2 separate regions of the Homo sapiens genome follow, and region 1 is linked to region 2. A link is a loop called in an ENCODE intact Hi-C map of the cell type or tissue named here. Cell type or tissue: ovary. All regions are shown on one strand. Links, peaks and the distances in the headings refer to the core of each region. The heading gives the core; the rest is flanking DNA.

What was found. Hi-C counts contacts between places; a loop is a spot of excess contacts. Peaks named below come from ENCODE experiments on the same cell type or tissue, not always from the same donor. Only the 100,000 strongest peaks of a DNase experiment are listed, where the experiment ranks them.
Region 1: it touches region 2 in a loop (4-fold over the local background); 2 of 110 quality-filtered maps call a loop at or near these places.

Annotation. Positions count from the first base shown.
Region 1 is chr1:168,966,069-168,976,770 of GRCh38, forward strand. The region is part of intron 3 of LINC00970 (long intergenic non-protein coding RNA 970); the gene reads right to left. Among named protein-coding and RNA genes, the nearest start is that of LINC00970, 120 kb to the right of the region's middle. In ovary, for the core only: no CTCF peak of the experiment used is centred there; DNase peaks (open chromatin) are centred at 5,083 and 5,553; H3K27ac peaks cover 1,791 bases.
Region 2 is chr1:169,021,756-169,032,457 of GRCh38, forward strand. All of the region lies in intron 3 of LINC00970 (long intergenic non-protein coding RNA 970), which reads right to left. Among named protein-coding and RNA genes, the nearest start is that of LINC00970, 60 kb to the right of the region's middle. RefSeq lists an enhancer at 3,178-3,237. In ovary, for the core only: no CTCF peak of the experiment used is centred there; DNase peaks (open chromatin) are centred at 5,166 and 6,472; H3K27ac peaks cover 1,446 bases.

The DNA.
Region 1 (10,702 bases), core at 1,901-9,900, 55 kb before region 2:
AGTAGCTTTTATAAATATAATAAATAAGACTCAAAACAATGGTGAATCTTATATTCTCTTAGCATTACCATGTTGTTTCTATACATAGTTAATTCCCCTCCTACTTTTCATATTAAAAAATTACACATCTCAATCAACCATTCAGTTTAAATTAGAATCATTAGTCTTAGCTGCTGGTGTTTCAACTATCTATTGCTATGAAACAAACTGCCCCAGAATTTGGTGGCTTAGAATAACCATCATCTTACTTCTTCCTAGAGTCTGTGGGTTGACTGGGCTTGATTGGGCAGTTCTCACTCAGTTGTAATCATGCAGGACCTGGGGCTGGCACCACCTGGAGGCTTGACTGGAGTGTGCTGGGACAGCTGGGCCTCTCTCTCACCAAGCAGCCCCAAGTGTCCCTTCTCCAAGTGGCATCTCCATATGGACTCTCCAGCAGGACAGCCAGACTACTTACACGATGCCACATAACTTTCAAAAGTGAGAGTTCCACAGTAGACACTGGGGACTACAAGAGGGGAGAGAGAGGGACGGGGGGAAGGGCTGAAAAATTGCCTGTCAGGTACTATGTTCACTACCTGGGTGACAAGTTCAGTCATACTCCAAGCCTCAGCGCCACACAATATACCCTTGTGTAGCAAACCTGCACATGTACCCCCTGAATCTAAAATAAAAGTTGAAGATGAGAGAGAGAGACCCAACGGAGAAAAAGGAGAAGCTACCAGTCCTCTTAAAGTTTAGGCCTAGAACTGGCACAGAGCCACTTCCACCCCCTTCTATTGGCTAACATGAATATAGACCAGCCCAAATTCAATGAGGGGACTGAACAAGAGTGTAAATATTGGGAAGTGTGGTTCATTGGATGACTCTCCTTAAAGACTAGTTACCACAGTTAGATAATCCAGTATGCCAAAATTTCTGAAAGCTTACAAATATCATAAATACCAAAAACATATATATATAGGTATTTGTGATATTTTATTTATAAATTATATATAATATATATTATATATAAAGTTCTTGTGACAAGGACTGCTGTTGCTCACCAATATCTGTGTTCTCTTCTTCCCAGGCACACAGCAATACCACATTTTCCAGTCTCCCTTGAAGTTAGGTGTGGCCATGTCAATGAGTTTTGGTCAGTGGAATATGTGTGGAAGTGTCATGCCTCGCTCCCAGGCCTGGTCTATCTGAGTGCCCTACTAGATTTAGTATCCATCATTGATTGTTGCCTGAAGTAGTATTCACTATGATGGTTGCAAAATGATGGATTTTCAACTCTGACATTCTCTCCACACTTACTAGTCAGTACTTGGCTTTACTATAGGCAAGAGCCCTCGCTTCTCACCCATTTATGTGTTTGTTTATCTATTGATTAACAATATGAGCTCATTGCTGTTCTTAATTCTTTTGGTGTTTAAATTGTCTCAGACTTTGGTGAATGAGAGCCCCTTTTTGATGGATGTTGTATCTTTTTTTCTTTCTTTTTAAAGAACTTTCCTACTTTCTAACATAAAAAAATACTCCAGACTTATTCTCTACCTACCCTGTCCCAGATCTAGAATTTTCCCTTTCTCCAAGAAGCTCTGATTCCTTTCATGGGCAAATGCTATTTAGAAACCAAGGTCTAGATGCTAGCTGGGCTCATTGCTATTGGGGTGTTTTTGCTTTTAGGAGACAAAGTTAGGAAATACATGAATTTTTATACACACACATACACATGCAAATATATGTACATGAAAAGTGCACATATATACACACACATACATTTACACAAACAATCTACACAGATTAGAAATCACAAGTTTGCACAGATAACATTAAATGCAATCCATCCCCTGTGGGGATGGATTTCCCTACACCATTTCATATATATCCATTCACCACAATGAATACCTGGGTCCCAACAAGATATGTGCATTTATTCATTTGCTTAATCCTATAATACATCTAAAGTAGTTTCAGAATTTCCTTGTTCATACAACCACAAAAAGAAAGCCTACTCAAAAAAGTTCAGGGTTTGTTTGCCGCTTTCCTCCTCCTAAGACTTAGGGTATGTAGTCAAATATCATGTTCTTAAGGTTCTTAAGTTAGCCAGCTTGCTCCCATTTTTCATTCTGTGTGGTTATGCAATTCATTCAAAATATCTTAGGGTTCATATGTTTTCATTGGTTTTCAGCATTAGGTTCTTTTCTCCTCCCATCCTTGTTGATTTAATTACATGTTTTTTAAAGAGGTAGAACATACACATGCGTCTAAAAAACAAAACTGTACAGAAAGATGTTCTTAGAAAGTGCCACTCTCTTCCATGTCCCTTCCTCTGCATTTCCCTTCCAACACCATCTGTAGGTAGCTAACTTGATTGTCTTCTGGTTTATTCTCCCTGTGTTTCTTTTTGTAAAGATAAATATATGCATATGTTTTTAAAATTTCTTCTTTCTTACACAAAGGGCAATATAACATATATATATACTCTTTTACATATATATATGCTTTATATATATACTTTGCTTTTTTTAACTTCACATATCTTTTGGAAATCACTCCATATCAATTCATAGAGACCTTTCTCATTGTTTTCATAATTATATAGCACTATACTATGTGAATGCACCATAGTTTACTCAACTAACCTCCTATGCTTGTACATTTAGGTAATACACAAAACATTTTCAGTATAAATAATGCTGTAATAAACTTTTGCATTTTTTTAATGTTAAGGCATATCTTTAAGGTAGACTCTAGGGTCAAAGGGTAAATGCATCAACAAAGTCACCTCCATAAATGTTGTACCATTTTACATTTTTATCAGCAATGCATAAAAATGCCTGCTTCCCCAGCCTACTAACACAGTGTATTGTCAAGCTTATAAATTTTTGCCAGTCTTGACAGGTAGAAAATAGTATCTCATCCTCCAGTTTCATCCATGTTGTTGTAATTGGTATTATACTCCATGAAATAAGCCAGATACAGAAAGAATAAGACTGCATGATCTCACATGTGAAATCTGAAAAAAAAAAAAAGTCAAATACATAGAAACAGAGTAGAACAGTGGTTACCAGGGATGGGGAGAAGGAAGAAATGGGGAGATGTAGGAAAAAGGGTGCAAACTTGTCACTGTGTAAGATAAGTCTGGAGATCTACTGTATAGCAGGAGGACTACAGTTATTAATATTGTATTATATATTCAAGATTTGCCAAGAGAATGGATTTTAAGTGTGCTTACCACAAAAAAAAATCTGTTAAATTGCTTACCTATAATAATCATTTCACCATGGATATTTACATCAAACATTACATTGCACACCTTAAATTTATGTAATAAAATATATTATATAAATATGTACATATATAAATACATATAATGATAATGCATTAAAAGGAAAATAGTATCTCATCTATATATGTTGTATAATTTTTCTTAGAGCAAAAAGACACAACTAACAAAAGAAACGGGAATATGACCTCAGTGATCTGAGGTTTACAAGCAAACTAGAAAACTCTCAACTCAAAAAGAGTGATTATCAACCAGTGATTTCAGCTGAGGAGTGAATTCTAGAACTGCCCATATCCAGAGCAATGCCTCTTTGCAAGCCTTGCTGAGTCCTATTTATAATGCACTCTGCCAATTGGAGATCTAATCCATTTGCCTCAAATGGGGTTGTTTACACAACTAGACTCCCAAATTTCTGTCTACGTCTTTATTTAATTATTTAATAATCAATTTCAACCTTATTGCCTGATTAAGGTGGGAAAATATTCCATATGCCAGCTCAGGTAGATTTGCCACTCAATTGACTCAATTAATATATTGATCACTTAACTTTATTAGAATTCTTTGCATATGCCTCTTCTCTAGCAGGACATATTTTATATAGGTATGTAAATGGCTAACTGTATTTGTATCTATTTCATACCTATATCTGGTTCTACACTTATAGCTTCTAAGGTCATTCTATATAAGACTCCAGCCTATCTTTCAAGTCTTTTCCCCCACTTCTTCCACAGAGTCAACACTCTAGATCATGGATTTTCAATGGCTTTTATAGTAGAAAATTGTTTCAAATGAAATTCAATATGTATAAAAGATATATACAAAGAAAGGGTAAATTAGGGTATGGTCACTTGCTGCACAAAAGATTTCAAAACAATATTCTTTTATTTCAAATATCAAAAAATTCTTGAGAAAAGAAACACTTTCATATTCCTACAGAACTTAGCGTGGTAAGTCTAGTTATTTTGTATCATACTGTAAATTTTTTTCAACTCTCTATGATTTGTATCCACAGATTTCAAGATTCTTGAATGCAGAAACTGTGTGTGTGTGTGTGTGTGTGTGTGTGTGTGTGTGTGTGTCATGAAATAGTGACAGAATCCCCAAACAGAAGTCTCCCTAGGCAGGGCTCCTATTACTGCTTACCTTGGCTCCCCTTCCACTGCCAGCATGCTGAACCAATAGGATTACAGTGAGAATCCTATCCTGGAATAAATATCCTCTTAGGCTCACAACTCTATCTCCCCTTCTCATCTTTCTCAGCAAGTTACATAGTTCCAACCTTTCTACAGAACTTCAGCTTCCCCAGTCTGGTGAAGTGCTCAGCTAGTTTTTGCTGAGAGGTGCTGGTCTCATAGGTGACATGCTAATTAATTAATTAAGCAAATAAGATCCACTGAATGAATAGGCAAATGAATGAAGACCAAAGCTGCTCTTTCTAGACCTTCTGTCACCTTTGTTTCCCACACCACCAATCTGGACAAGGACAGTCCAAGTCTTATTTTTGTTTATTTTAGTGTACGGTCTTAGAGGCTTTGACCATATAGTCTATGTCACGCCTTCAGCATGGTCAAAATTCAGCCGATAATGGTGATGTTTGTTTCATTTCCAATATAGCACCCACATCCTGCAGATGCTATTTACTCTTCTAAGCAGCATCCTGAAACACTGAAGATGCTGTAGCAGATGCTCCGTGTGTAGCTTCACCTAACTGCGCCAGAGTTTCAGCTTTCACATTGGAAATAAAAGTATGCACAAGGATGGTAGGTGGGAGCGAGGCCCAGTGGGGGAAGGAGACAGAGGCAGGGAGAAGGAAGGATGTTGGCCTCGGCCTCGCTTTGAGGAGATACAGGGCTTTACAAGAGCTCACTGACATAGAGAATTGAGCTAAATGTTGCCAAAACTAGGCTGCCTGCAAATGCCAAATAATAGGAATCCTTTATCAGGAACACTAGGAACCTTTTCAGGAGAGAATCATAAAGAATTCCGGGAAGTGCATATTCAAAGCCTGTTTCCTAGGCAGCTGAAGCCACCCACCTTCTCTTGCACAAATGGAGCCAAATTCAGTTCTCAAATGTGCCGTTTGCCTGGGCTTTCAAAACAATCCTAGGAGTTCAGCTGGTTTCTTTTGCTTGCTGAAAGAAGCCTGTAAGAGAAGGGTTTAATGCTGCTCTCTATCTGGCCATTGGAAATCCTTTCATTCCCAGCCCATCCTGCCTCCCAAGCACCCTACATCAGCCTCAGTCCTATCTTTGCAGTAGCCTTGAGCTGAGTTGTCACTGTAGTCACTGTGGAAATGCAACAGAGCAGTTAATCTTCTTGCAGTTCTTTGAAGTCTTGGGGAGGAACAGAACAAATCATCTATTGCCGTCTTGCTGTCTTCTGGGGCCCTGCAGATAGCTTTAAAATTTGGCTTTAGTTGGAATATGGGACTGGGACACAGATCTTGGGGAGAAAATAAGAGTTTGTTTAAATAAATTATAGTACAACTATGTGATAAAATATTACATAGCCATTAAGAAACATGTATAAGAGTACCTAATTATATAGGGGAAAGTTCAGGATAATGTATTAAATGGGGGAAAAAAAGCAAGTTTCAAAAGAGAATGGTCTGAGGAAAGTGAAAATGTGTGTATCTAGAAAGAAAAAACCACCAAATTTCAATTGTGGCTACATCTGGGTATAGAACTGTGGATAGTTTTTAATTCCCTCTTTTCCTTTCCTTTCAAATTTTCTATGAGGAACACATATTAAATTTTAATCATAGAAACGATATTAATATAGAATAAAACAAAAATAATAAAGGAAATATAATGTACAAATTAGGCAAAAGTCATGCCAGGTTATGACCAGAGAATTTTCCCTCGCATCACTAAGTCATTTCTCTTCCTTCCCCTTCTAGCACCTGTAGTCTCGTCTTTACAAGTCAACATTGTTTTGTACATCGTCCTACATCTCTGATAGCTCACTGAAAGCATGTTCTGTTTCCCCAGGACTGCCTTTTATTTTTCTCTTGCACACAAACCCCCACCTTCAATGACTAAGTGTAGAGCTATACACACGGCAGGTATAAGGTTGAATGGTAAATTTAACAAAGCCAGAGTCACTATGAGAAGGAAAGGAATGTTAAGAGGTGCTGGGAAAGGGGTGAGTCAAGTGGCCTAAATGAAGGTGATAGAGAGATAAAGAGACAGATAGATAGATAGATATAGACAGATAGATAGATAGATAGATAGATAGACAGACAGACAGATAGATAGATAAGCAATTTTTCATCCCGATGCTTTATATTCCCTAGAAGGAAGGTGACGGGATCTTCTGAACAATGTTTTTATCTGAAAAAATTATCCCTCTCTCTCAAACACACACACACACACACACACACACACACACACACACACACAGTCTGTTTCACATTAAGATCTGTAGCCCCCAGCATAGAACTTGGTGGTGCTCAATAACTACTCCCTGATGAACAAAAAACAAATGCCCACTCTCCATTGCATGGTGCCACCCCTTACATCACAGACCCTCTTTCAGATTAGGGAACACACTAAGCAGGCAGACTAAAGCATCTATGCAATCATGAAGTTCAGAGCCTCCACTAGGAGAAAGGAGTTCATCAGAAGTTTATGCAGCCAGGGAGGAGAGAACAGGCTACTCGAATAAAAAGCATTCCAAGGTCTCATGGCTTCCCAGAAGGCCTGGCAAAGAGCACTGGTAAGTGTACAACCAAACCCAGTCCTGTCCTGCTAGGACTGGAATGCCTTGCAGGGTAGGGATCCTGAGAAAGGTTAAGAGCAAGCCTTGGCAAATTGACAGTCCACAGCCAGATGGGTTTTCGCTTTGGCTTTGTTTGACTTGACTTTGAGTGTGCAGTGTTTTATAAACACTTCATTTTAAATATCTGATTTTCAGTGGTGCAGGTGTGCTCCAGTTCACCCTATCCCACATCCTCCCAGTCTTCCTCCTAGCAGTTTCTCCAATTTACATTACCCGACAGCTTTTGGGTTTATAACCTGTGCTTGGAATGAAGCCATGGTGAACAATGCCTCTACTACTGGAGGGAAGAAAATAAAAATATTAATTATAGTAGCAAACGTCCAGTAAGTGCTTACAGTGTGCCAGATACCATCCTAAGGGCTTTATATGCAGGTATCATCTAACCTTCAACACAGGCTGACACTGTTGGGATTCTGTTCAGGTCCCTTTAGACCCTACTTAAGAGTTCTGTGTATTCCTCTCCAGTAAATATGTGCTTATGTGTTTAAATAGGGGACTTACAACTCTTTCCAGTGGATTGACTCAGGGCTACTGGGGCCTAGTAATTTACATTCTCCCCATCCCTTCCCAGCAATGATAATTGGCCGCAGGATTACTTATACTCAAAGCTCCCCCACAGGATCAGGCTGGGACTTCATTACAAAACACATGTGCCCGACTACTTCCCTTCTCCTGTCATACCTGATTATTTTCATCCTACATATGAGGAAAGTGAAGCCCAAATTAATTTGCCTCAATGTACAAAATGGCAAGTTGCAGAGCCCAGGGCTATCTTCAGAGGGATTTTTAAAGGTGTGTTAAAACACAAGATGAAAGAAATTAATGTGAAAAAGAACACAAGGCCTAGACTCTTCCTTTTGACACAGGATACCTAGATCATTCATACAGTAGTAGTGATAGCTTGTTATGTTGTGTCTGTCTGCCTCTCCTTCATCTCTTTGTCCTTCCCTTCATCCCATCTAAGGACTCTTCTTTTGGAAAAACTGTGGCCATAGAAAAGGGTTTCGTTGAGGAATGAGGTATTTTCCTTGTGTAAACAGGCTGACGTACACATTGATAGAAGCCAGTGATTGTAGATACCTCGGTCTACACAGCCAACAGTTGATCCACCATGTCACCATATTGACAAAGCACTGTACAGCTTAGCTAGCTGTTTTTGTATTGTTGCCATATATTTGAACCAAATTGCATAAACGCTGAGTCATATGTTCATACATTCAAAAGATATTTATTGAGATCTACTCTATACAAAGCACTGTGTTAAGATGGGATACAGTTACAAACCAGACAGACCTTTGCAAAGTTAGTCCATGGAGAGGTTATTCCTTGGGAAAACGCCATAAGTACATGTGAAGTAGAGACACTCACCTTTTTCATGCTCTGTGGTAACAGCAAGACAAGGTCCTCCTCAGGCTGCGCTGCAGGTCTGTCCTCTGAGGACCCTCAGGCTCCATGCTTTTTCTTTATTTAAATTTAAATTCTTTTTCTTTTTATACTGAGTCAGGGTCTCACTATGTTGCCCAGGCTGCTCTTCAACTCCTGGCCTCAGGCAATCCTCCTGCCTCAGCCTCCCAAAGTGCTAGGATTACAGGTGTGAGTCACTGCACCTGGCCTCCATGCTTTAATATTCTCAAAAGGCCACACAAAACACAACTGAGGTCAAACCACAACCATGTTCCTTTGCATCTTCCTTAAGTTAGTGACTTATTTTCTATGTTGACACTGGGACCTTATCATTGTAGTAGGTACAGGTATGATTCAGATGATTAGCTAAATTCCTAAAAGACAAAGACTCCACTAAGAGGTCACCAAAGGCTGAGTGCAGTGGCCCATGCCTGTAATGCCAGCATTCTGGGAGGCTGAGGCAGGAGAATTGCTTGAGCCCAGGAGTCTGAGACCAGCCTGGGCAACATAGTGAGACCGTGTCTCTGCAAAAATATTTTTTTAAATTAGCCAGGCACAGTGGCACCTGCCTATAGTCCTAGCTACTTGGGAGGCTGAGGTGGGAGTCCTAGCCACTTGAGCCTAGGAGTTTGTTACTGCAGTGAGCTATAATCGCACCTGTGACTCCAGCCTGGGAGAAAGAACAAAACCCTATCTAAAAAAAAAACAAAAGAAGATCACCAAAAGAAGTCACGATAAAACTGAAAAAAATAATATGGTTTCTCCTGTGTTTACAGTTTACTGAAGGTATCTTGAGTCCTTTTTTTCCTCTTTCTAAGAACAATGATACATCTTGGATCCTTCATAGTTATCTTTTTCACTGATGTTTTAAACACAAGTACAATACAATCTAATAATAATAATATTGAAAATCTGTTACTGTCTTCAAGATACTTTTTACTGTGACATGCATTCTTATTTAAACAGTAATTACTTACAAATAATAAATTACATAATTTAATTTTTTCAATTTACTCTATATAAATATAGTAAGGAAGATATTATTGTCATGACCTTACAGGTGAGACAATTGAAGTTTAGAACTTTTAAGTTATATATCCAAAGTCATATGGTCTTATTTGTTTCTGCTATGCAAAGCCAGTGACTGATAATTTTATTTGAATGGAAATTTTAATTTGCTTTCACTTTTCTTACTTTCATATGTATCCCAGAAGGTATTTCCATCCAATGTCTACGTCTATTTTATTCTGCCTCAATTAAAAGAAAAATCAAAGAAGATCTACTTTGTTTTGTATTTTTGTTCTCTTAGTATATAAGATTATCTTGAAATCTGGTTATAAGGACTATAACATTTTAATACTCTCCACTCTCCTTCTATAATTAGACAATTATAGAAAATAGCCCTTTGTTCCTGTTTCATTGGTCAGTAAACTATTTTAATAATTAATTGATTTTGCGCTTTAGTTGCATTAGTTACAATATAATGTTGAACAAATTTTACGGCCAAAGTATCTGGTGGGCAATTTAGGTCAGTCTGTTTACTACTACTACTAATGATGATGATGATGATGAAACATGAGCTTGTAAGCTCTATAGTTGCAAAAAGTGCCGCTATTTAGTGTTATGAATTGAAGTGCAGTGCCTGGCACAAAGTAGGCGTGACCTCAAGGGTATCAAAATCCGGAGTGAAAAAGGTAAACAATGAAAGAAGTGAAGAAGGCTGGCACAGAAAACCAAAGGAACTGTAAGTGAAATTAGCTAAAAAGGCTTGGTTGAGATAAAGGTTAAAATTACTGGCCTTTGAAAGAGAAATCCTACACTTTGGCTTCAAAACTTCACAGCCTTTCCCTTTTTTTAATGCCTCTCTGCTGTATCAGATCATCTCCTTGCTTATGACAACTTGAGTGACAACAATGGAGAAGTCCTAGGTGGTGTGCTAATATCTAGTTGGCTTTATGCCAGCCTTTAAATAACCCCTTCCCTATAGGATTATATTGCTGTTGATAAATGGAATTAAGTTAGGATAGAAGTGGAAATTGTTAATGGATGTAAAGGAGATCTGCAGAGGAGATCTCCCCAGTTCAAGGCTAGGTATCTTTCTTTCACAGCAACAACAAAATCAGTTATTGGTGACGTTTATAGAAACCCAGTCAATGAAACATGGGGCTTGGTGCTTCATAAGTTTTTTGTTTGTTTGTTTGTTTGTTTGCTTGTTTTTGCAGTAGCCCTCTGAGGTTCTTA
Region 2 (10,702 bases), core at 1,291-9,290:
TTTCTGCCTTGGGAAAGGGGACTTACTAGATTAACTCCTCTGCCTTATTTGTAAAGCCCAACATTAACCCTATAATAGCTCATTTCTCTTCTGCAGCATCACTTCCAGCTGCCCCATGAATAAATCTTCCACTTCATTTATTCTTCCCTCTGTACCTTTGCCATTGGACCTTCAATCTTCTGGAATGCCCTCCTTGATGTTCAGCCCACCTAAAACTCCCTGTCCATCAAAAGTCCCAAGAGCCAGTAACATCTCTCTAATCTCTAGGTCCCATACACAGCCCTTAGTAAGCATTCAGCAAATATTTGCTGAGTGAATGAATAATTCTCTGTTCCCCACACACACACAGGTTGGATTTTCCTTCTTATAATTAGAAACCCCTTTTACTAATATTTTATCTCTCATACTACATTTTTTTCAATGAATTATTATACCCATGTCACCTCGTAACTTGAAAAAAAACAAAAGGAAACAAAATGGCCAGGCATGGTAGCTCACACCTGTAATCCAAGCATTTTAGGAGGCCTAGGCAGGCAGATCACTTGAGATCAGGAGTTCAAGACCAGCCTGGCCAACATGGCGAAACCCCATCTCTACTAAAAAATACCAAAAAAAAAAAAAAAAAAATTAGCCAGGTGTGGTGGTGTGCACCTGTAATACCAGCTATTCAGGAGGCTGAGGCAAGAGAATTGCTTGAACCCAGGAGGCGGAGGTTGCAGTGAGCCAAGACCATGCCACTGCACTCCAGCCTGGGCCACAGACTGAGACTCTGTCTCAAAAATAAATAAATAAATATTATTGTTGCTAGTGAATCCTGGGATACTTGAAGGGATAACCTTTGCCTGCAGATCAATCCTAAAATCCATGAGAGGTCCTTGGCCTGATTTCCAAGGTCACCTATAATCTCCATCTACTCTGCATGCCCAATCCTTTCTCCCAGTAGTTCCCAACACATTTGGTCTGCCACTTCTACACTGACTCTTCAACCCTTCATGTGTCACCCTTAGTGCTCCCTCTTTGCTTTGCTCACACCAGTCACCCATATCCAAAGTACCCTTTTACCTCCCTCACACCTCTTTAAATCCCACTCAGCAAAAAAGGTTGATGATGCATCCCATCATTTCCATAAGGTTCACCCTCACTGCTATAATTCACATTGAGCTCCCCCTTCTCCAAATTCTTACAGCATAAACACTGTGTCACATAATTTTCTGTATCCTATATTGTGGCGCTTAATTTATACCTAATTTTCATATATTGGTTTTTATATCTGTTAGTCTTTTTCCTACAAATGGATTATATAGTTTGAAGGAAACATCTGGGTATAGAACAAGCTGTGTGTCTGCTTCACCCAGAGCCCCCTTTTAAAAGGAATTAGACCAAATGAGCAGCCACACTGTGTTCCTGTATTTGTTCACTGGGGCTGCCATAACAAAATGCCACAGACTACAGGGCTTAAACAATAGAAATGTATTTCTCACAGCTCTGGAGGCTGGAAGTCCAAGATCAAGGTGTCAGCAGGCCTGGTTTCTCCTGAGGTCTCTGTGCTTGGCTTGCAGATGGCCATTGCCTTGCTGTGTTCTCACACTGTCTTTCCTCTGTGTACCCTGCTATCTCTTTTTGCATCCACATTTTCTCTTCTTATAAGGACACCAGGCAGAATGGATTAGGACCCATGCTCACAACCTCACTTTAACCTTATCACATTTTTCAAGGCCATATCTCCAGATACAGTCACATTCTGAAGTACTGGGATTTAGGGCTCCAGCATATAAATTTTGACAGGATACAATTGAGCCCAAAACAGCTTCAATCATCTCTATCATAGATTAGAATGGAGCAGATGCCTGATCCATAGGCATGAGTTAGCTATTAGCCCAATCCATCGGTTAGCTAGAAGTTCATCAAGTGGCTTAATATGAAAACTCTGTCCAGTGGGGGACCATAGTAAATACGTAGGAGAAACAAATTCTTTCCTGAGAACTTGAAGTGGAAAATATGCCTGCTGGCCACAGGAGAAAAAGCTGAAATATGAATGCTGTATATTCTTAGTCTCTTCCCTCCCATTTGTACCATACCCTGATATTTAGCACAGTATTTGATATATACTCTGAGTCTGGCTTTGGCATAGATTCATTCTACCAGCAGTGTTACATTTTCAAGAACTTTTTTTCTTCAGGCAATATCTGGCATTCGGTCTCATTCCCTCAACACCTAATTCCTCACTTCTAGTTTACTAAAAATGAAGGATTTTGGCTGGGCATGGTGGCTCACACCTGTAATCCCAGTACTTTGGGAGGCCAAGGCAGGCAGATTGCTTGAGCTCAGGAGTTCGAGACCACCGTGGGCAATATGGCAAAATCCCATTTCTACCAAAAAATACAAAAATTCAGTATGGTGACATGCACCTGTGGTCCCAACTACTTGGGAGGCTGAGGTGTGAGGATCACCTGAGCCTGGGAGGTTGAGGCTACAGTGAGCCAAGATTGCACCACTGCACTCCAGCCTGGGTGACAGAGTAAGACCCTGTCTCAAAAAAAGAAAGAAAGAAAGAAAGAGAGAGAGAGAGAGGAGGAGGAGAAGGAAGGAAGGAAGGAAGGAGAGAGAGAGGGAAGGAAGGAAGAAAGGAAGAGAGAGGGAGAAAGAAAGAGAGAGAGAAAGGAAGGAAGGAAGGAGAAGAGGAGGAAGGAAGGAAGGAGAGAGGGAAGGAAGGAAGGAAGGAAAAGAGAAAGAAAGAGAGATGAAGGAAGGAAGGAAGGAAAAGAGAAAGAAAGAGAGAGGAAGGAAGGAAAGGAAGGAAGGAGAAGAGGAGGAGGAAGGAAGGAGAAGAGGAGGAGGAAGGAAGGAAAGGAAGGAAGGAGAAGAGGAGGAGGAAGGAAGGAAGGAGAGAGAGAGGGAAGGAAGGAACGAAGGAAGGAAGGAAGGGGGAGGGAGGGAGGGGAGGAAGAGGAGGAGGAGGAAGGATCTCTCACATCTACCTTCAAAAATGTCTTCTATTTGGAGGCACTGGAAATAACAAGAATAACTGTAGAAAAAACATTCATATGTTCCTGTGAGATGCAAACTATATTCAATGTTCCAGTCCCTATTGCTGTCATACAAACTACTCAACACTTAAGACAAAAACAAACCAATTTTTTTTTTTTACTATACCCACATAATATGTGGGTCAGGAATTCAGAAAAGGACAGCTTATCTTTGTGGTACAATCTGAGCTGTCAGCTGGGAAGACTTGAAGCCTGGGGGTGACTTGACAACAGGAGATTGGAATCTTCCGAAGACTCACTCACATGTCTGGTGGTCAATACTGACTGTTGGCTGGGTCTTCAGCTGGGGCAATCAACTGGAACACCAGTTATAGCTGAGTGGTTTTCTCAACCAGCTCCCTGTCTATAGTAATAAAGGGGGAGTCCAAAGGTCTCAGACTTTCATTTGTACTGTTTCTGTTCCTTTCTGTGCAAGTTAATATGATTCTTTTAAAAACTTTGTGAACTATTGGCATATTAACTTATAATTTATCCCATTAGACAAACAGCCACAGCTGCAAATCTCTCTGAGCTAAGTCTTTCTCCACCTTGGGCTCCCTGTAAGGCTGTTATGGAACAGTGACCTTAAGATTCCTATAAGTCCTATTTTTAAATAGAGAGGGAGGCAAGCTCCCAATTGCCTCTCTGTAGTGAAAACAGAGTGAATCCTGGAGGAACAATGAGGCAGGGAAGCTGAACCTGGCATTTTCATTCAAAGTCAAAAGCTACAAGGAGGGTTGCAAGTGGTGCCTCTACTGGCAGAAGTCAAAGTCAAGCCCTCTCTGGAGGAAGGGTCACCAAGTCAGACCCATAGGACTCACATCTCTTTAAGCTCAAGTGATGAACCAGTGAAGATGACCAAGCACACAAGAAGTCAAACCACTAGTGACAACAGATTTAGACACCCAAGAATTGCAAATTACGGAATTGTCAGATTTTAAAAAAATAATTGTTATGAATGAAATCTTAAATGAAATAAAATATTTGCTGCAATAGCAAAAATGAGCATACAAGAAACCACCAGCAGTGAACAATCTTAAAATACTACTCCAACTCCTGACCTCAAGTGATCTGTCCACCTCAGCCTCTCAAAGTGCTGGGATTACAGGCGTGAGCCACCATGCCTGGCCAGCCTGGTCAACATGGTGAAACCCCATCTCTACTAAAAATACAAAAATTAGCTGGGTGTGGTGGTGCGTGCCTGTAGTCCCAGCTACTCGGGAAGCTGAGGCAGGAGAATCGCTTGAACCCGGGAGGCAGAGATTGCAGTGAGCCGAGATAGCACCATTGCACTCCAGCCTGGGAAACAGAGCAAGACTCCGTCTCAAAAAAAACCCAAAAAAACAAAACAAACACACAACAACAAAAAAACAAAACTACTCCACAAGTTGCTTATTAACTTTAAAAAGGAGTGAATAAAAGGTATCTCCAAATGGAGAAATCTGGTGGAACCGACCTCACTATGTGATCAAAGTGAACATCAGTGTTGTAACTCTGTGCTATGTTGTGCCTGCTGTGGTGATGCATGGAGAGGGGCACAGTGTCATATATGCAGTATTCCTGCCCCAAATGTTTAATTGGAATCCAAGAATGAGGAAACACTTCGATTAATCTATATTGAGGGACATTTTACAAAACAGTTCAAGAGTGGCTTGAACTCTTCAAAAATGTCAAGGTGAGGCTGGGCACAGTGGCTCACACCTGTAAACCCAGCACTTCAGGAGGCTGAGGCAGGTGGATCATCTGAAGTCAGGAGTTCGAGGCCAGCCTGGCCAACATGATGAAATCCTGTCTCTACTAAAACTATAGAAATTAGCCGGTCATGATGGCGTGCACCTGTAGTCCCATCTAGTCAGGAGGCTGAGGCAGAAGAATCACTTGAACCAAGGAAGTGGAGGTTGCAGTGAGCCAAGATCAGGCCACTGCATTCCAGCCTGGGTGACAGAGCGAGACTCAATTGCAAAAGATTAAAAAAAAAAAAGTTACGGAGATAAGAAATTTGTTTTTAAAGAGGGGCTCAGGACTATTCCAGATTTTTTTTTTTTTTTTTTTTTTGAGACAGAATCTTGCTCTGTTGCCAGGCTGGAGGGCAGTGGCACAATCTCCTTTCACTGCGACCTCCGCCTCCCGGATTCAAGCGATTCTCCTGCCTCAGGCTGCCGAGTAGCTGGGACTACAGGTGCCCGCCACCACGCCTGGCTGATTTTTGTATTTTTGGTAGAGATGGGGTTTCACCATATTGGCCAGGATGATCTTGATCTCTTGACCTCGTGATCCGCCCGCCTCGGCCTCCCAAAGTACTGGGATTACAAGCATGAGCCACGGCGCCATGCCTTGTTCTAGATTTGTAAAAACTAAACAAATAGAACAGCTAATGGAATGAATGATTATTGATTCTATCCTGGATTGAAAAATAAGAAAAAACATTTTTAAAAATATTACTGTTGGAACAATTGGGAGACATCAGAATTTGGCCTATACATCAAATAATATTATGTTTTCAATGTTAGATTTCCTGAATGTGATACTTGTATTGTTGCTATGTTGGAGAATGTCCTTGTTCTTAGAAGACATGTGTTAAGATATTTAGGTAACAGTAATTGAATTCTCTGTGAAATGAATTCTTAAATGGCTTATCAAAAAAATATTTGTGTGAACATGCAAGTGTGTGGAGAGAAAGAGAAAAAGCAAATGTGGTAAAATGTTAACAATTAGTAAATCTAGATAAAGGGTAAATGAACATCATTGTGCTATTCTTGTAACTTTTCTGTAGGTCTGAATTTTTTTAAAGAAAGAAAAGTTTGGGGAAATATTAACCACTACAAAGCAAAAGTAGAGTGTATCCAGTTAACTATTAGTATCAACACTCCCACAGATATGTTGGGGCCATTCCTTTCTGCAGGCCAAGGCGGAGCTCAGCCACTCCAGACAAGGCACATGGAGATGAGGTCACTTTGCCAAGGTCACAAACACCATCACTACATTGCCAGAACTTCCCTACCCGCATGAAAATATCTCCTTGACCTTGGCTGAATTGGAAAATTTATATAAAGGATTCTGCTCCCTTTTATATCATTAACTAATCTGTTGTACAGATTAAAAGATTAGAACACACAAAAACATAAAACGAAATAAATTTAGGCATGCTAGAGTGGAGAGATTCAAGTTGATGCTCTCTGGCATTTTTCTTTCATTCCTTTGATGTTGTTTTAAAACTGTTTGGCCAGAGAGAAGGAGAGAGGGCAAGAAAAGAAATTAGTGCTGCTATGAATAACTGCAATCAACCACCAATTTAGGGAGTCACTGGAGTAGAACACTTCTCAGATGTCAGTGTTTCTCAGCTACACATTGTCCTTTCCTTCGATTATCACTGGCATGTCACCATATTCTGCAAATCTCAGCACCACTGCACCTCCGGCCCACTGGTCACTCATGCTTAAAAGCATGCGGCTGGGGGAGTAGACTGGGGGGACGGCCTCAGCCAGACCACTGTGGAGCCAAAAGAGTGCGTAGGGCTCTGTAGTTCTACTGGCTCAAAAGAATTATCTGTACTTGCATGGCCTTGAGGAGAGACAGGACTGTTGGAGACAGATAAGATTATTTTCTTTTTCCCTCTCTCCAGTGAACCAAACACAATTCCCATTCTGGCTTCCCAGACTCAGGGCTCATGTTTGAGCTTTTCTTTTCTCACTTCTCTTGGTCAGAGGTGATCACTTTTGCAGCTCATGACACATGTGTGATTTTATGTACAATACCTTAAATAGCACTTTTAGAAAATCTGTTTTCTGGCTGGGGGCGGTGGCTCATGCCTGTAATCCCAGCACTTTGGGAGGCTGAGGCAGGTGGATCACTTGAGGTCAGGAGTTCGAGACCAACCTGGCCAACATGGTGAAACCTCGTCTATACTAAAAATACAAAAATTAGCCAAGCGTGGGGGCGCACGTCTGTAATCCCAGCTGCTTGGGAGGCAGAAGCAGGAGCATCACTTGAACCTGGGAGGCGGAGGTTGCAGTGAGCTGAGATTGCGCCACTGCACTCCAGCCTGGGTGACAGAGTGAGATGAAAGAAAGACAGCAAGAAAGACAAGAAAGAAAGAAAGAAAGAAAGAAAGAAAGAAAGAAAGAAAGAAAGAAAGAAAGAAAGAAAGAAAGAAAGAAAGAGAGAGAGAGAGAGAAAGAAAGAAAGAGAAAGAAAGAAAGAAAGAAAGAAAGAAAGAAAGAAAGAAAGAAAGAAAGAAAGAAAGAAAGAAAGAAAGAAAGAAAAGGAAGGAAAGAAAGAAAGAAAGATCTGTTTTCTGGTTAGCCTAAAATGGCTTGTTCTGGAGGAGATACTGACTGTCCCAAGAAACAAAGCCTGCTACGTGCTGAGATTTTGTAACTCCAAGTTCTTCTCAGAAGCAACTTGTAGACTGCATAGGGTTGCATGGACTATTGTCAGGACTCCCCTTTCAGGAAAACCATATTGCAGGGAGGACTGTGGGATGGTGAGTGTTAATGAAGGGCCTAGAAAGCTGAACTGGTAGAGAGATTCGTGACTGATAAGAGATGATGGGGTTTTGTGCGTTAACACAGAGATACTACGGTACTTCTCTTTCTGCTTCTGTCTCCGGGAGATAAGTTAGGCACAAAAATGACCCAAAAAAGCATTCTACTCATCTCTTCCCACCTCTTCCCTGCACAATCATCCCTCTGGTAGCACAGGAGCTAAAACCAAGTCACAGCTACCACAATAAAGGGACTTAAGCACTCAGTGAATGCGTAGCCGAACTCTGGCTAAGGTTAACTTGTTTCCATTCACTAAGTCAGATTAAGAAGAAAAATAAATCAAAGTTATCCTTATAATCACATATTAATTCTAAAAATAATTGTATTTTCACCCCCTACAGCGTGCTAGGTAGGTTTGGAGATGCAAAAATAAATAGCCCACAGCCCCTTCTCTCAGGTCGCTTGTCGTAGAATAGAGATGAGCCTTCCTGAAACCAGGGTAGTAGAACCACTAGAAAAGGAGAAAAAGACAATCTGGAAAGACAGGATAAATCATGAGGCAGCATCCAGCAAACATGGGAAGAGAGAGGGTCTGTACCCAGGGACTGGAAAAGGGACATCTCTTCCACAGAGACACAAGGGAAAGAGGAGATAGTAGATCATTTTCACAGTGCAACAAGGTCACCACCATTATAACTCTTAGTTTGTAATGAAACTAGTTTGAGCCATGATGGATTTATCACCAGCAATGTCCCCAAAAGTTTCTAAAATCGATGGCTTACATTAAAGAAAAAAGAAAGAAAAATAATTTAGAATCATTAGATGAAGGATTTGTAGGGCAAGCACTTAATTATAGCTAAGTGTAATTTCCTTAAGCAAGTCATCCTCTATTAGTTATATTATTACACATATTATTCTTAAGTCTGGTGATTAATACTGACTTTAACATTTTTAATAAAAGTTTCAGAATTATTTATGTTAAGTGAAATAAGCCAGGTACAGAAAGACAAATGCTACATGATCTCACCTATATGTAGAACCTAAAAAAGTTGAACTCAAAGGAGCAGAGGGTAAAATGGTGGTTACCAGAGGTAGGGGGCTGTGGAATTGGGGAGATGTTGGCCAAGGGATACAGAATTTCAGTTAGATAGAAGAAATAAGTTCAAGAGATCTACTGGGCACCATGGTGACTATAGTTAAAAACAATATAGTATATACGGGAAAGTTGCTAATAGAGTAGATTTTAAGTGTTTTCAACACAAAACAATAAGTATGTGAGGTGATGGATATGTTAAATAGCTTGACTGAACCATTTCACAATGCGTACATATATCAAAACGTCATGTATTACCCCAAAAATATATGGATGCCATTTTTATTTGTCAATTAAGAAATAAATAAAAATTTCAATATTTTTTTTAAAACTAACTGTTTATATAAGAATATAAGGCAACAAGTTAGTTATTCCCAAAATATAAACATAAAGATAAAATCTGGAGAATAAGGAAACAAAATCATCTAGGTCAAACGGCTTCTGTGATGACCTATACTAAGTGTAATCACAATTCAGTGAGCCTGATCTTCTCTCAGGCCTAAGTTGTACATTGATCCTGAGTCCAATCCTGGAGTCAGAAGTTGATGGCATTAGTTTCAACTCTTCTTTTTTATTTCAATTCTCTTAAAAATATGTTCTTATTTTGTCTTTCTTTACTACATAAAAAATTTGTAACAAGCTAGGTCTTATGCAATTATAGATATTTTCATAAATCTCTTTTAGTTAGGATCCTGATATCTAGACAATGAGAGTATCTTTTCAATAAACTGAAATGCCTGTAATATCAAAATATATTAAATATGACAGTTTTTTTAGCTTATTCTTTTTGTCTTACTTTGCTTTTCAAAAAAAGCAAAACTCAGCAAACTTACCTTAGACTATGAATGAGGACAACTCTAAAATGACCTAAGGTGACTACTAATACCACTTGTTGGTGGGGGCAGAGTTAATATGCTTTAGCTTTGGGGCATAGCTTTGTCATCTGAGAAAATTATAAGTTGAAAGGTCATTAAGTAAAGGATGTTCTATACTAAAATAAGAAGCTGAAAAATACATATTTCTCTTTAAAAATATATTTATTCTGTGTATCATCAGTTCCCAGAGGAATGCTTGGCAAATAAATAGATGTACAATTAATGGGTATTGTTGAATGAGCAAAGGCCGAGGACTTTGGTAAACGCTCTACATATATTTTCTCTGACACCTACAACAAACAAAAAAAATGGGTAGTATGATTTTCTACACTCTAGAGATAAGGAAACCAAAATTAAGACTGATTAAACATTGTTCATGTGGCCATCCGATTCTAAAGCCCTCCTTTTCTGTAACTCAAGGTCTGGAATTCATTTGAGGAATCATGCTGAGTACAGGAGATAGGTCAGATAGCAGAGGGCTCTGGGCTGGAACTCTCCTGGAGTGAAACTCCAGGGCTGCTGTGAGTTCACGGAATGAAGCTGAAGCACAAGACGCCACATCTTAGTGCAGTGAGAGGAAGAACACAAATCTGCAGGCTAATCTGAGAAGAGATCTGGAAGGACTGCCAGGAGGGAAGGAATCCAGCCAAGATTCGTTTACCTCTGGACCAAGAAGGCGCAGCCTCCTTTCTTTGCTTTCCATAGTTTTCATTATTTCTTTTCTTTTTTCTTTCTTTCTTGTTTCTTTCTTTTTCTTTCTCTCTTTCTTTCTTTTTCTTTCTTTCCTTCCTTCCTTCTTCTTCCTTCTTCTTCTTCTCCTTCTTTCTTCTTCTTCTTCTCCTTCTCCTTCTCCTTCTTCTTCTTTCTCTCTCTCTCTCTCTCTCTCTCTCTCTTTCTTTCTTCCAACAAGATCTGGCTGTATCACCCAGTGCAGTGGCACCATCTCAGCACACTGTAGCCTGGACCTCCCTGGCTCCTCCCACCTCAAGCTCCCAAGTAGCAGGGACAACAGGAACACAACACCATGCCTGGCTAATATATATATATAATATATATATATTTTGTAGAGACAGGGTTTCGCCATGTTGCCCAAGCTGGTCTTGAACTTGTGAGCTCAATTGAGCCACCTGCCTCAGCCTCCCAAAGTGCTGGGATTACAGGTGTGAGCCACCCTGCCCAGCCTTTGTATTTCCTCATTAATTTCTCTTAATTTTTCTGATTATA